Regions from separate parts of the Homo sapiens genome. Here region 1 is linked to region 2. A link is a contact called in ENCODE Hi-C or POLR2A ChIA-PET data. All regions are on one chromosome and are shown on one strand. The core of a region is the stretch at or near the end of the contact, and the rest is flanking DNA. Distances in the headings are between cores, read along the strand shown. Region 1 holds the start of CHRNA3 (cholinergic receptor nicotinic alpha 3 subunit). Region 2 holds the start of PSMA4 (proteasome 20S subunit alpha 4).

What was found. A loop is a pair of places that touch in the nucleus more often than their neighbours do. ChIA-PET counts read pairs that join two places held with the same protein, here RNA polymerase II (POLR2A). Pooled maps may share reads with other maps.
Region 1: a loop to region 2 is called in a pooled map, with 3 times the contacts of the local background. The contact joins the promoter of CHRNA3 here to the promoter of PSMA4 in region 2. A Hi-C loop is called at or near these places in 1 of 168 maps with a recorded cell type or tissue (DLD1) and 4 of 50 pooled maps. POLR2A ChIA-PET finds 5 or more read pairs at or near these places in 3 of 52 experiments (A673, MCF 10A and activated CD4-positive, alpha-beta T cell).

Annotation. Positions count from the first base shown.
Region 1 is chr15:78,618,680-78,625,049 of GRCh38, forward strand. It overlaps CHRNA3 (cholinergic receptor nicotinic alpha 3 subunit), which reads right to left and starts at 2,317. Exons shown (of 6, transcript NM_000743.5): 1 at 2,034-2,317; 2 at 97-236. The coding sequence starts at 2,115. CHRNB4 (cholinergic receptor nicotinic beta 4 subunit) reads right to left here. Exons shown (of 6, transcript NM_000750.5): 6 at 5,432-6,370.
Region 2 is chr15:78,537,988-78,544,178 of GRCh38, forward strand. It overlaps PSMA4 (proteasome 20S subunit alpha 4), which reads left to right and starts at 2,457. Exons shown (of 9, transcript NM_002789.6): 1 at 2,457-2,552; 2 at 3,918-3,943; 3 at 4,190-4,232; 4 at 4,496-4,658. The coding sequence starts at 3,941. RefSeq lists enhancers at 2,495-2,604, 2,713-3,605 and a silencer at 2,685-2,954.

The DNA.
Region 1 (6,370 bases), core at 1,067-3,566, 81 kb after region 2:
GTTGACAGGAGAATTACAAAACAAGACTAATTCTGGGAAAGGCTCCTCCAGAAGCCCCGGTCCCCATGGCCACGGCTCGTGGCTTCCAGCACTCACCACCTTCACCAGCTGAGACATGGACACCTCGAAATGGATGATGACTGGGTCAGACACGTTGGCTACAGGCCGGATGATCTCATTGTAATCTTCAAACAGCCGCTCAAATAGACGGTGCTCAGCCTCTGAGGCCCTGGCCACTGTGGGAAGCAGCCCTGTCAGTCCCTGGGGAAATCGTTACTTAACCTCCCCCACCCAGCCCAGCAGAAACATCACCCATCTACAGCATCCCCTCCACCTGTGGGGGGATTCTGTGGAACCCTAGACTTTCAGGCCAGTCTAACCCAGTGGGTTACAAAATGGGAAACTGAGGCCCAAGAGGGGCAGGATTCTACCTGGCCACACGCATTCAGTGAGAAGCACAGTGGTTGCAAGCCTGGGCTCTGGAGTTGGACAGATCTGGTGCAAATCCTGACAAATCACTTGTAAGCTGTGTGAGCTTAGGCAAGTGGCTTAACCTCTCTGAACCTGTGTCTTTACCAGTCAAAATAAGGATTATAAACGTATCCACCTCAAAGGGTTGTTGTGAAGGAAGTGCACAGCTTGGTGCTGCGGTAAGAGGTCAAGAACTATTCGCAATCTTTTCCTGGGTTGTTTCTGCCGGGTGGGGGTGTGGGGCAAATGCTGTCTGCCTGGGTACAGCCACTCACTGCTTCCACGATGGAAAGATGGCCAGTCCGCTCCCAGGGGCAGGGCCAACCACGGTCGCCCAGGCCCAGGTCTTCTACCTCCCAGCCTCCGGGAGAACACAGCCCAGGTCTGGGCCTCTCCTGCATTCCACCCTGTAGGGGTGGCCACCAGCCCTCTTAGAAGCCAAGGCACTGTGTGACTCCCGTGATCTCGTGTGACCCCCAGCTCTTGCTGATGCTGTCTTCATATCCTGATGAAAGACTCTGACCTCTGCAACCCTTGGGCACCCCTCTTTGTTCCTAAGCCACACCCCAGCACAAGTGAGGCATACCGGGTCAGCTGTCTTCTGATTCCCACGTACAGATCTGGGGGCAGCTTGGGGAAGCGGGAGGAGAATCCTCTAGGAAGTTGAATCCAACTTCCTCAGGTCTTGAAATAGGATTTTTCCTGCTCCCCACTCTCCTTCCCCAGGATGAAAGAAGGGTCCCAGGCAGGAGGTCGGTTGAGAGCGTATGGCGTTCTGAGTAGTGCAGGCCTCGGCACCGAGGGCGGAAAGCGCTCTGAGCTCACAGCCGCACGACAGACCGCCGGCCTGGGCCCTCCAGGAATTCCCTGCAGCCTTGCCCGGTCCCCGACTCTCGCTACCCACCAGCCCTCCCAGGCACCCAAGAGCCTCCCAGCGGCGGGCCAGGGCCGGCTTCCCCCAGCAGGCTCCTCTGGAGAGCGGGAGGAAGACAGGAGGCGCTCTCCCGGTGGAGGGTCCCTCAGCGACGCAGCCAGGAGCGCTAGGAGGCTACAACCGGAGGAGAGGCTGGCGCTCCAGCTCCAGCCCCAGTCCCGAAGCGACTCCCCTCTTCCCGAGGTGGCCTTGGCCAAGTCTTCAGCCATCTCCGTCAAATGAGGAGGTGGGCGGGATGCAGACGGTGGAGCGGGAGGCTTGGGCGCGCCAGTTTGGGAGCCAGTGCGCGGGGCAGGGCGACGGGCAGCGCGGGGACGCGAATCCCCAACTCCTGCGCCCAAGACGAAGGACCCGGTCTCGACCTCCCCATCACCCGGCGCGTACCAGCGCCCGCTCAGTGACTCCCAGGTTTGGTGGTGGCTAGGGGTGGGAGGTGAGCCGAAAGGGAAAAAGCCACCCCACCCAAGTCGCCGCCGGGCTGGAGCCAGTCTGCGCGGGTTCCGAGTCCCCGGCGACGGCGCCAGCCCTCTCCGCTCGCCCGCGCGGTGTTCTCGCCGGCAGCCCCTCCGGACCCCGCGCCCCTTCTCGGGCGCCCGTCCCTCCGGAGCCCTAACGCCTGTGCGCGTACCTGGCAGCAGAGACAGCAGCAGCAGCAGCAGCAGCCGCGGCGGCGACAGCGCCAGGGGCAGCGAGAGCGGGCCAGAGCCCATGGCTGGTGGCCGGGCTGGCCGCGGACCCGGACGGTCGGGAGCGGGCGCGGCGGTCGCAGAGACGGCCTCTCCCCGCGCGGCTCCAGCGCAGACCCCAGACCTGGAGCCGTGCGGGCGGAGACGCGCGGGGCTCCTCTCCGCTTCGCCGCCGCTGGGTTTCCAGCGCCCTCGGACCCGCGGGAGGACAGGAACCATCCGGAGTGAAGCTGCGCCAGGCGCGGGCGGGCGGGCGGGCGTGCGCGGGGCGGGGCGTACGTGCGGTAGGGGAAGGGGCTCCAGGTCCCAGTCCCCAGCGCCGGGCGAGCTCCTTCTCCGCCGGGCTGGGTGCTCCGGCCGGCGGCGTCCGACCAGATCTGAGCAGGTGCTGTCACCACCACCAGGAAGGAGAGGGACTCAGTTTCTGTCCCAGGTTTCCGGGGCGTGTGCAGCTCCCGCAGGGGGTTGGGACCACCGGGCTAGGCGGGCGCCGTAGGAGAGACGCTAACACACCCTGGGAAGGACGCCTTGTGTATCTCATGCTATTAAATAATTGTTAAATATTTTAGCCGGGAGCAGTGGCTCACGCCTGTAATCCCAGCCAGCACTTTGGGAGGCCAAGGCGGGCGGATCACGAGGTCAGAGACCATCCTGGCTAACATGGTGAAACCTCGTCTCTACTAAAAATACTCTACAAATTAGCCCGGCGTGGTGGCAGGCACCTGTAGTCCCAGCTACTCGGGAGGCTGAGGCAGGAGAATGGCGTGAACCCGGGAGGCAGAGCCTGCAGTGAGCCGAGATTGCGCCACTGCACTCCAGCCTGGGTGACAGAGTGAGACTTCATCTCAAAACAAAACAAAACAAAACAAAAAAACTTAGATATAGTACTGGTATTTTTTTTTTAAGTCCTTATAGCTTAGGGGTGGGTGGAAGTTAGTTGAAACAATATTGGCTATGAGTTGATAATTGTCGAGGCAGGATGATGGTACCTGGAGGTTTGTTATACTGTTCTCTTAACTTTGGAATACGTTTGGATTGTTCCTTAATGAAAAATTTTTTGGGGTGATCAGACCCAACCCCAGGCCATGGGGGTGACAAAGTCAGGCGGAGTCAAAAGAATGAGAAAAGACAAGAGAGAAAGCGGGACCAGGCGGCCAACGTATGGAGGCTACGAAGGCCCCCAGCTGTGGGAGCCCACGCTATTTATTGGTGATCAAAGAAACAGGTGGTGAGGATGTGGGGGTTGAAAGGAAGCGGTGTATCAAGCAAATGAACTACAGCTGTGACGGTAGTTCACCTCCCATCCCAAAGTGCTGGGATTACAGGCGTGAGCCACTGTGTGCAGCCTCATCTGCTCTTCTGATGGAGCAATCTGAGAGGGCAATGGGGTTCCCACCCTAGTCCCCTGCAGAACCTGTCCCCTTCCCCGCCACCATCTGCAACCCCAAGAATGTGCACTGATTGGCCAGGCAGGGTGCCCTGGAGCCTCCTGCCCTCTCTGACCACCCACCAGGGATGGGGGGCACCTTGATGTTGGCTTCTTTGACATCCTTTTATTGCAGGAGGAAGTTCTGTCATAAACTCTCCTCCTGGCATTCAGCAAATGGAGAGTCACCTTTATCATTTCCAGAATGTGCTGTTTACCCATATTAAAACCAAACAAAAGGAGACAGTTTGTGGAATGGAAAATGTAAGAATTGGGACCCACCTCTCAGGCCTCCAATTACAGCATTCTCAACTCTTGGCAAATGTCCCCCATTGGGACAATACTGTAAGTTATATATCCAACAAAGGACTTGTATCCAGAATGTATAAGGAACTCTCAAAACTCAACACTAAGTGTAGATGCATATGAGGGGTCTTACTGGGGTGATGCAGATGTTCTAAAACTGGATTCTGGTGGTAAGCTTACGACAACTCTTTGAATTGTACTTCAAATGGGTGGATTTTATGGTATGTAAATTATACCTCAATAAAGTTGTTTTCTAAAGAAAGTCTCAATGGTAAGAAAACGAACAATTTTTTAAATGAGCAAAAGAGTTAAACAGACTCTTCACCAAAGAGGTATACAGAAGACAAAAAAAAAAAAAAAAGCACGTGGAAGATGTTCAAATCACTAGCCATCAGGGACACGCAAATTAAAACCAGGGTGGAATCCAGTTGCTGAACAACTGGATCTCTCATACTTTGGTGGGATTGCAAAATGGTATAGCCACTCCAGAAAACAGTTTGACAGTTTCTTTCTCTTTCTTTTGTTCTTTTTTTTTTTTGACAGAGTCTCGCTCTGTCACCCAGGCTGGAGTGCAGTGGCACGATCTCGGCTCACTGCAACCTCTGCCTCCCAGGTTCAAGCAATTCTCCTGCCTCAACCTCCCGAGTAGCTGGGATTACAGGTACACACTACCACACCTGGCTAATTTTTGTATTTTTAGTAGAGACAGGGTTTTACCATATTGGCCAAGCTGGTCTTGAACTCCTGACCTTAGGTGATCTGCCGCCTTGGCCTCCCAAAGTGTTGGGGTTACAGGTGTGAGCCACCATGCCCGGCCTCAACAGTTTCATATAAAGTTAAATATACACTTACCATATAACCTAGCAATCACCCTCCTGAGTGTTTAAATAAATGAAAACTTTTATTCATACACAATCCTATATGTGAATCTTTATATTAGCTCTATTCATAATTGCCAAAAACTGGAAACAGCCTAAATGTGCGTCAACATCATACCACTGAACACTCCTCAGCAATACGAAAAAAACCCAACTTGATTGAATCTCGAAGGCACTATGCTGAATTAAAGAAGCCAGTCTCCAAAGGTCACTACTGTATGATTCCATTTAAATGGCATTCTTGAAAAGACCCGACTGTAGTGAAGGAGAAAAGATATGTGGTTGCCAGGGGCTAGGAGTGCAGGGAGTCAGGACTCTAAAGGAATAGCAGGACGGAGTTGTTTTGCGTGACAGATCTTTCCTGGGTCCTGATTGTGATGGTGGTTATACCAATCTATACATGTGTTAAAATTCCTAGAACTATATATTTAAAAGTCAATTTTATTGTATAATAATTTTTAAAACAGAATTTTTTAGAACATCCTCCTCCATTCCACAAATATTTTGAGTGCCTACTACATGCCAGGCACTGTGCAAAAGGCAGTATGTGCGAGGAGTGAATCAGAGCATCCGTGTGGGAGACAGACCTGAACCCAGCCATGAGAGAGAAGTGGAAAGTGACCAGCACCGCAGTCATGGAGGAGCAGGTCATGCCTTTCAGATGGGGGAACTAGGGATGGCTGCTCAGAGGAGGGGCATCTGGACTTGAAGGAGGGGTAGGAGCCATTCATTCATTCAACAAACATTTATTGAGCACCTACTGTGTGCCAAGCTCTGTCCTAGGCCCTGGGGATACTACCACGAATGTGAAGGAGCAGGTCCCTGTTCTCATGGAGCTCACACTCTAGTGGGTGAGCTGTGGATGACATACATGCCACCAGATAAGAGCGACAGGTACACAGGAGTGCTCGAGGAAGGAGGCAGGGTAACGTGACTGTAGGGAGGCTGCTTTAGAATGATTGGGTGGTTAGGGAAGGCCTCTCAGAGGAGGTGACATTGGAGCAAAGAATGGATTGGAGCCATGCCCTGACTGATGTGGCTGTGGAAAGAGCTTGGGAAGCCCTGGGGGAAGAGGAAGAAGGTTCAGGTAGAAGATAGGGAAGGCCAGGCATAGTGGCTCACACTTGTAATCCTAGCACTTTGGGAGGCCGAGGCAGGTGGGTCATTTGAGGTCAGGAGTTCGAAATCAGCCTGGCCAACAAAAATACAAAAATTAGCTGGGCACGGTGGCGGCTTTCTGTAATCCCAGCTACTTGGGAGGTTGAGGCAGGAGAATCACTTGAGCCTGGGCGATATAGCAAGACTCCGTTTAAAAGAAAAAAAAAAAGATGATGATATGGCAAATGCCAAGCCTCTGAGCTGGGAAGAATCTAGAAGTGTGTGAGGAACTGGACAAGGGGAAGTGGAGAGAGATGGTGATGGAGAGGCAGGCCGGCACCATGCCTGAAGCATAGTAGGTGCTGCTACGAAGTCATCTTTATCCCCATTGCCCGGTGCAGGGAAGGAAGACAGGCCAGAATTGAACTGTCTGAAGCTCCCTCCTACTGGGGCTTCCTGGGATCCCTCCAAGGCATTCAGAGAGGACAGCCCAGGCCCCCATCCTTGCCTGTTCCACGGCTGTGGCTGGTTTGATGGGGTTGATGGCCAATGCTCACATATTTACTTAGGG
Region 2 (6,191 bases), core at 1,207-3,706:
CTGAGTACAGTGTCTGTGTGTCTTATTCTGGTGGCTATCTTGGGTCCTGGTCCACCTGGACCCTGGGCTGATGGCATTTCAACAACAGCCAGGTTGTTAACTAGCTGTCTTGAAGTAATCTCTGGAACTTTGCAGCTGGGTCTCCAGACTTGGTCTGTGTGTCTCAGGATTGACCCCTGGAACTTCTAAGAAGACACATAATTAGATACTAGTAGACAGTTGGATAAATGTGAAGGGAGTATATACAATGAGAAAGGGAGGGATGTGGACTCTAGAAAAGGTTTCTGCAGTTTGCTTCAAGGTTATATCTTTAAACCCAAGGAAAAGGGGAAAAAATTTTTAATGCAGTTTGAAGCTAAGCTGCCTGGTTACAACTGGGTACTAGGATCATCTGGAGGAATCTTCACTCAGCTGTCTGGCAGGTGACACTGGGACTTCATCTAGGCTGTTGGCCAAACACCTCTCCATGTGGCCTTTGCTTCCTCACAGCACAGTGCCTGGGTCCCAAGAACGACCATCCCAAGAGGACAAGACAGAACCATATCACCATTTGTGATTTGCTCTTGGAAGTCACATGATATCACTTCCATTGTAGTCACAGGCTCACCCAGATTCAGAATAAGGGGACACAGAACCTCTCAGTGGGAACCATCTGTGGCACATTGTAAGAGGAACATGTGGGATGAGAGATGTTGAGGGTTCATCATCCTAAAACATCACTTTAATCCTGTCTTCCCATTACTGACCAAAACAAATTCTGGCATTAAAGGCACTCTACACTTAGGCCTCAAATGCCTTTCCTTACTTCCTGTATTATCTCCTCCATTCAGATCAGACCGAACTACTCAGTCACCCACACTTGTCAGACTCATTCTTCTCTTGCCCTTTTTCTCAAGGAATCCCTCTCTTGACCTGAGAAATTCTACCTCTCACTTAAAAGTGACTGTTCACTGAATTCCGCAGAATGAACTAAGGTGGCAGGCAGGGGCCCTCAGAGATGCCATAAGTTACACCACCTGAGGATGCTTTCAGAGCACCACCTGCGTGTGGCTCTTTGCCATCTTGCCTTGGCTCACTTCCCTGTGTGCTTGGAAAGTAGAGACGATAGGCGAGACCTCAAAATGTAACTTACTTCCAAGCTATCTCCTTTTCAAAGCCCAGATCCCCCAATAATTTTGCAACCAACATGAAGAGGAGTTTCTGCCCAGTGGGCTGCTTTTTGGGAGAGACTGTGAGCAGATGACTTCATATTAACCCAGATCTAGTCAACCTTCTAGCCTGAAAAAACCTAAAATGCATAGTAGATAGTTTACATACGGACCGAGGCTGAATGAGCAAAAAGGTGGAGAGATGGATAATGAACACAGAAACAAGTATGACAATTTCAGTAAAGAAGATAAAATGGTGCGAGTATATGCTGACGGTAGGGTATTGCTTTAACTGTGCTGGTCAGGGAAATCCTTTCTGACTGGTGAAAAGCAGAGAAAGAGACCAAGGTGAAAATTCCCCCAAAAGTGTGAACCTGATCATAATTTTTTTTAATTTAATTTTTAGAGCCAGTGTCTTTCTCTGTCACCCAGGCTGGAGTGCAGTGGTGCGATCATAGCTCACTGCAGCCTCCAAACTCCTAGCCTCAAGCCATCCTCCTGCCTCAGCCTCCCAAAGCGGTGTAATTACAAGCATGAGTCACCATGCTCGACCCTCATCATAATTTTTTTTTTTTTGAGATGGAGTCTCAGGCTGGAGTGAAGTGGCGCACTCTCGGCTCACTGCAACCTCCGCCTCCCGAGTTCAAGCGATTCTCGTGCCTCAGCCTCCCAAGTAGCTGGGATTACAGGCGTGCACCACACACCCGGCTAATTTTTGTTAATTTTAGTAGAGACGGTTTCACCATGTTGGCCAAGCTGGTCTCGAACTCCCGACCTCAGGTGATCCACCCGCCTCGACCTCCCAAGGTGCTGGGATTACAGGCATGAGCCACCCGGCCTTCCTCATCATAATGTGTATGTCCAAAATGTATGCATCAGCAGTAAAAGTGAAAGCCAGAATGAAAAAGGAAGGTGATGAGAGGGGTAAAGTCTCATGTGGTTGGAACCATTTTGGGAAACAGGACAGGAATGATAGCAATTAAGAAGCCGGTCCACACTATTTGCTATCCTAGGTCTGAATAGTGAAGAGAAAATGAAAGGAGAGCGCCAAGGGTAAGAGAAAGAAATTAGCTATTCCACCTCCTGGTTGGCTACTGTCTTCCTGCCCTCTTCCCCATGGCACAGCAACTCCTCCACCTGCTGAGGACCCTAGCCTAAGCTGCAGCGCCCCAGAGCCTCAGCACCCCCGCGACCCAGCTCCCACGAGGGGCACGGGTTCTAGCTCCGCCCCGCAAGAAGGACTTCCGCGTCCTCGGCCGTCCCGCTCCCCCCGCCCCAACCCAGCGGTTCTGCGCATGCGCGGGGGCCATATTAGCAGCGGTTATTCGGTGAGCGGTGGTGGTTTATTCTTCCGTGGAGTTAAGGGCTCCGTGGACATCTCAGGTCTTCAGGGTCTTCCATCTGGTGAGCCTTTGGCCCCTTGGGGCCCGCGGAAGCTTGGCCGCTTTCCCATTGGGCGGGGGTCGTGAACGTCAAGACAGTCGGTCCCGGCCTGCAGTTGCCGCCGAGGAGCCGTGGGCACGATGACTCTGCACCGCCTCCTCTGTGACGGACCGACCGCCGGGAATGGCCCCCGCCGGCCGCCGTCGGGGGCTTCCCAGTGCCAAGCCTGGACGCCGGGGCCCGCGAGGGGGCGGGCTGAGGGTGGGGGTCTGTGGGCAGGACCGAGAGTTGGGGTGGCTTCCGTCCTCAGGAGTTCGGTACGTGAAAGTTAGCTCTCCCGGAGGTGCCGGTGAACTCAAAATAGTGCTGTGCCCGGCGTCAGGCGTGGAGACAACAGAAAGTTGTGCTTAAAGCTCGAATCAGAAATCCCCGGCGAGTGTCTCTGTGTCCTCCCTGCTTCTCTGCTCTGTGCCATCCTTACTTTGCACCATTCCTATTGCAATTACCTCAACCAGTTCGCTGCCCTCGGTCTCTCACCAGCCAGAGTGATCATTTAAAATGCCAATCAGTTCCTGTGGGCCTTGGGAATCATTCAGAGGAGCCCCATTGGCTGAGAGATAAAATTCTGTTTTTACCTGGGCACGCGGGCTCTCCAGGATTTGATTCCAGCTTACCTTTCCAGTCTTGATTCCCTATATTCCAGTATTTGGAAATGTGGGCCTTGGACTGAGGCTTTACCAAATAACGCTGAACACCTAGTATTGCCTTTTGCACGAATGGTACTGATGGTGCCCAAGATAACTGCCTCCACCCCCAAGTTCAGGACCCAGATCACTCTCTGGAGAAGGCCTCAGCCTCTTGCCTTGGCTTTCAAGGCTCTGCGTGATTTGGATACTCGCTTAGCTCTTATTTATATATATTTTAAAAGCATCAGCAGTTTATCTCATGCCCACTAAACTATCCTGCCTCCGTACCCTTTGTTCATACTTTCTGCTCTGTGTGGAATGCCCTTCTTTCTTCCCCTGTTCTTTCTCTTAGACCCAAGGGTTCTCAGCCTTATTTCTGCCTCTCCCATCTCTGATTTACTTTCATTTTCTGTATCGATTTCTCAAAAAATACTTTCTTGATTCTTTCATCATCCCTTTTCCCACCCTACCCCCGGTTCCTCTTTCCACATTATAATCTATGACTGCCTCTCTCACCTAACTGCCAGTATTAGCTTTTCAGGACAGGAACTGGTTTTACACATTTTGGTATTCCAGCATCTAGCATAATGCCTGACACTTAGCTGAATAAAGGGAGTAAATAAAACAGATTTGTAAAGTCAGCAAATGCTTTTTAATTTGTGAATCTTATTTTAATGATGATCTGATTTTCTTTTTACAGGAACTATATAAAGTTCAGAAAACATGGTGAGTTAATACACATGCCAATAAACGGTTGCCTGATAAACAGTATTGCTTGTACTCAGTTTACAGACTTGAGTGGGAAAATTGAAATAGAAGGAAAGCAGTGAGAAGGTGCCTTTTTTCTTGTCAGTTTCCTCTCACCTATTGAACTTTGTATACCAGGATAGGTTTTGTAAGATCATTTGTAGGCTTGCAGGAGTTGGCCTACTTTCAGTGGGTAGGAATCACTCATGTGTTTTTCCTTTGCAGTCTCGAAGATATGACTCCAGGACCACTATATTTTCTCCAGAAGGTAAAATAGAAATTGTTTAATCTGCCTCAAGTTTAAAAATAAATGTGTTAGACTTTTAGAAAAAAAAATTACAAACTTTTTTTGGTAGTTGCAAAGTTCATCCTTTTTGTACTTTGAAGCAATTATCATCACCAGGTTGATTATACCATAGAAGAGTGAAAGTGGAAATTTGTTTCTAGCTTGCTTCATTGCTGATTTCTTTTGGGCCAGTGGTGCAGGAGCACAGAGGAGAGTCTTGGCTTCTCACTGCTTTTGTTTTGTAGGTCGCTTATACCAAGTTGAATATGCCATGGAAGCTATTGGACATGCAGGCACCTGTTTGGGAATTTTAGCAAATGATGGTGTTTTGCTTGCAGCAGAGAGACGCAACATCCACAAGCTTCTTGATGAAGTCTTTTTTTCTGAAAAAATTTATAAACTCAATGAGTAAGTGAGATTTTAGGAAAGAGTTTAAAAAAAATCTCACTTTCTCACATAAGTGGGATCTATGTAATTTGGGAGGGCTCTTCCGTGCGATGTGGTAGAATTGAAATTGTGCCTTTATTTTGCTTGAAACCTCTTTGAGGCCTGGTACCATGTGTTACTCCTTTTAAGTGCAGGGCAAACACTTAGTGGAGAAACTAGCATTGTGTAATGATAAGAGTACAGACTTAGTAGTCACACAGATTTGGGTTCAACTCCAGGCTTCACCCATGCAGGCTATGTGACCTTGCACCGATTATTTAATTTCTTTGGGCCTCAGAGCCTCCTAAAGTGGTTGTGGCAGTTTAATGAAATAAAATGAATGAAATAAAATAGTATAGTATCTGGCATTTAGTAGGCCCTCAAAGTATTGTTTAGAATAGCTACGCAGGATTTTGTTGAATTACACTGAATCTTACTAAAGAACAAGCCTCTTAGAGGTCTCGAAGAATTTAGCCAAGCCTTGTACACTGTGTGAAATGTTTGTTATATTTGAGTGTGCAGAACTTTGCAGCTCATGGAGAGCTGACCGTGCTAAGTAGAGACTTTCCTTTCAGTGGTGGTGGGCTTGGTAAATGCTGATTATCAGGGCCTTTTGATAAACTTGTCCAAAGTGGTGTCACCCCTCCACAGAGCCTCTGTTGGGACCACTCAACAGCTGGCAGGCTTGGCTAGGCGTAGTCACAGGGCGAGTCTCAGCTATAAGAGAGCCAGGGCAGCCCTCAGGAAGTGGGCCCAAAAAAATGAAATGCACCTCTAGTAGGAGCCTAGCCCTGTACTTCCTAAGCAGGCTTGTAAACCCTCCTGCCATTGTCCCCTGTCACCTCTGTCAAGCCAGGCCTTAGGAAATGAATATTACTCAAGAGCAGTCTGTCTAGCAAAATCTTTTTTTTTTTTTTTTTTTTGAGACAGATTCTTGCTCTGTCACCCAGGCTGGAGTACGGTGACGCCATCTTGGCTCACTGCAGCTTCTGCCTCCTGGGCTCAAGTGATCCTCCCACCTCAGCCGCCCAAGTAGCTGGGACTATAGGTGCGCACCACCACACCCAGTTAGTTTTTGTATATTTTGTTGAGATGGGATTTTGCCGTATTGCCCAGGCTGTTCTTGATCTCCTGGGCTCAAGCCCTCCATCTACCTCGGCCTCCCAAAGTGCTGGGATTACAGGCGTGAGCCATTGTGGCAAGCCTGTCTTTTTATTCTTTGTTGCTGAATCTTCTTGAGATTACATTAGCTTCTTGGCGTTAATTTTGTTATCCTATTCATAGGTGGTAATGATAAATACATCTATTAAATAACTTAAAGGGTGCATTTGTTTATCTTTCATGTTGAGTGACATCGAGTAAACATCTCCTACAAAGATAAAACTTGTAGGTTTTTTCTGAAGGAAGTAGCTGTTGTGAAGCAAACATAGTGAATTTCTAATAGAAATTAGAATTTTTTAAATACTTATAAACACTCCTTGCAAGCATCTTCCCTGCTTACAGATCAATGTCTTT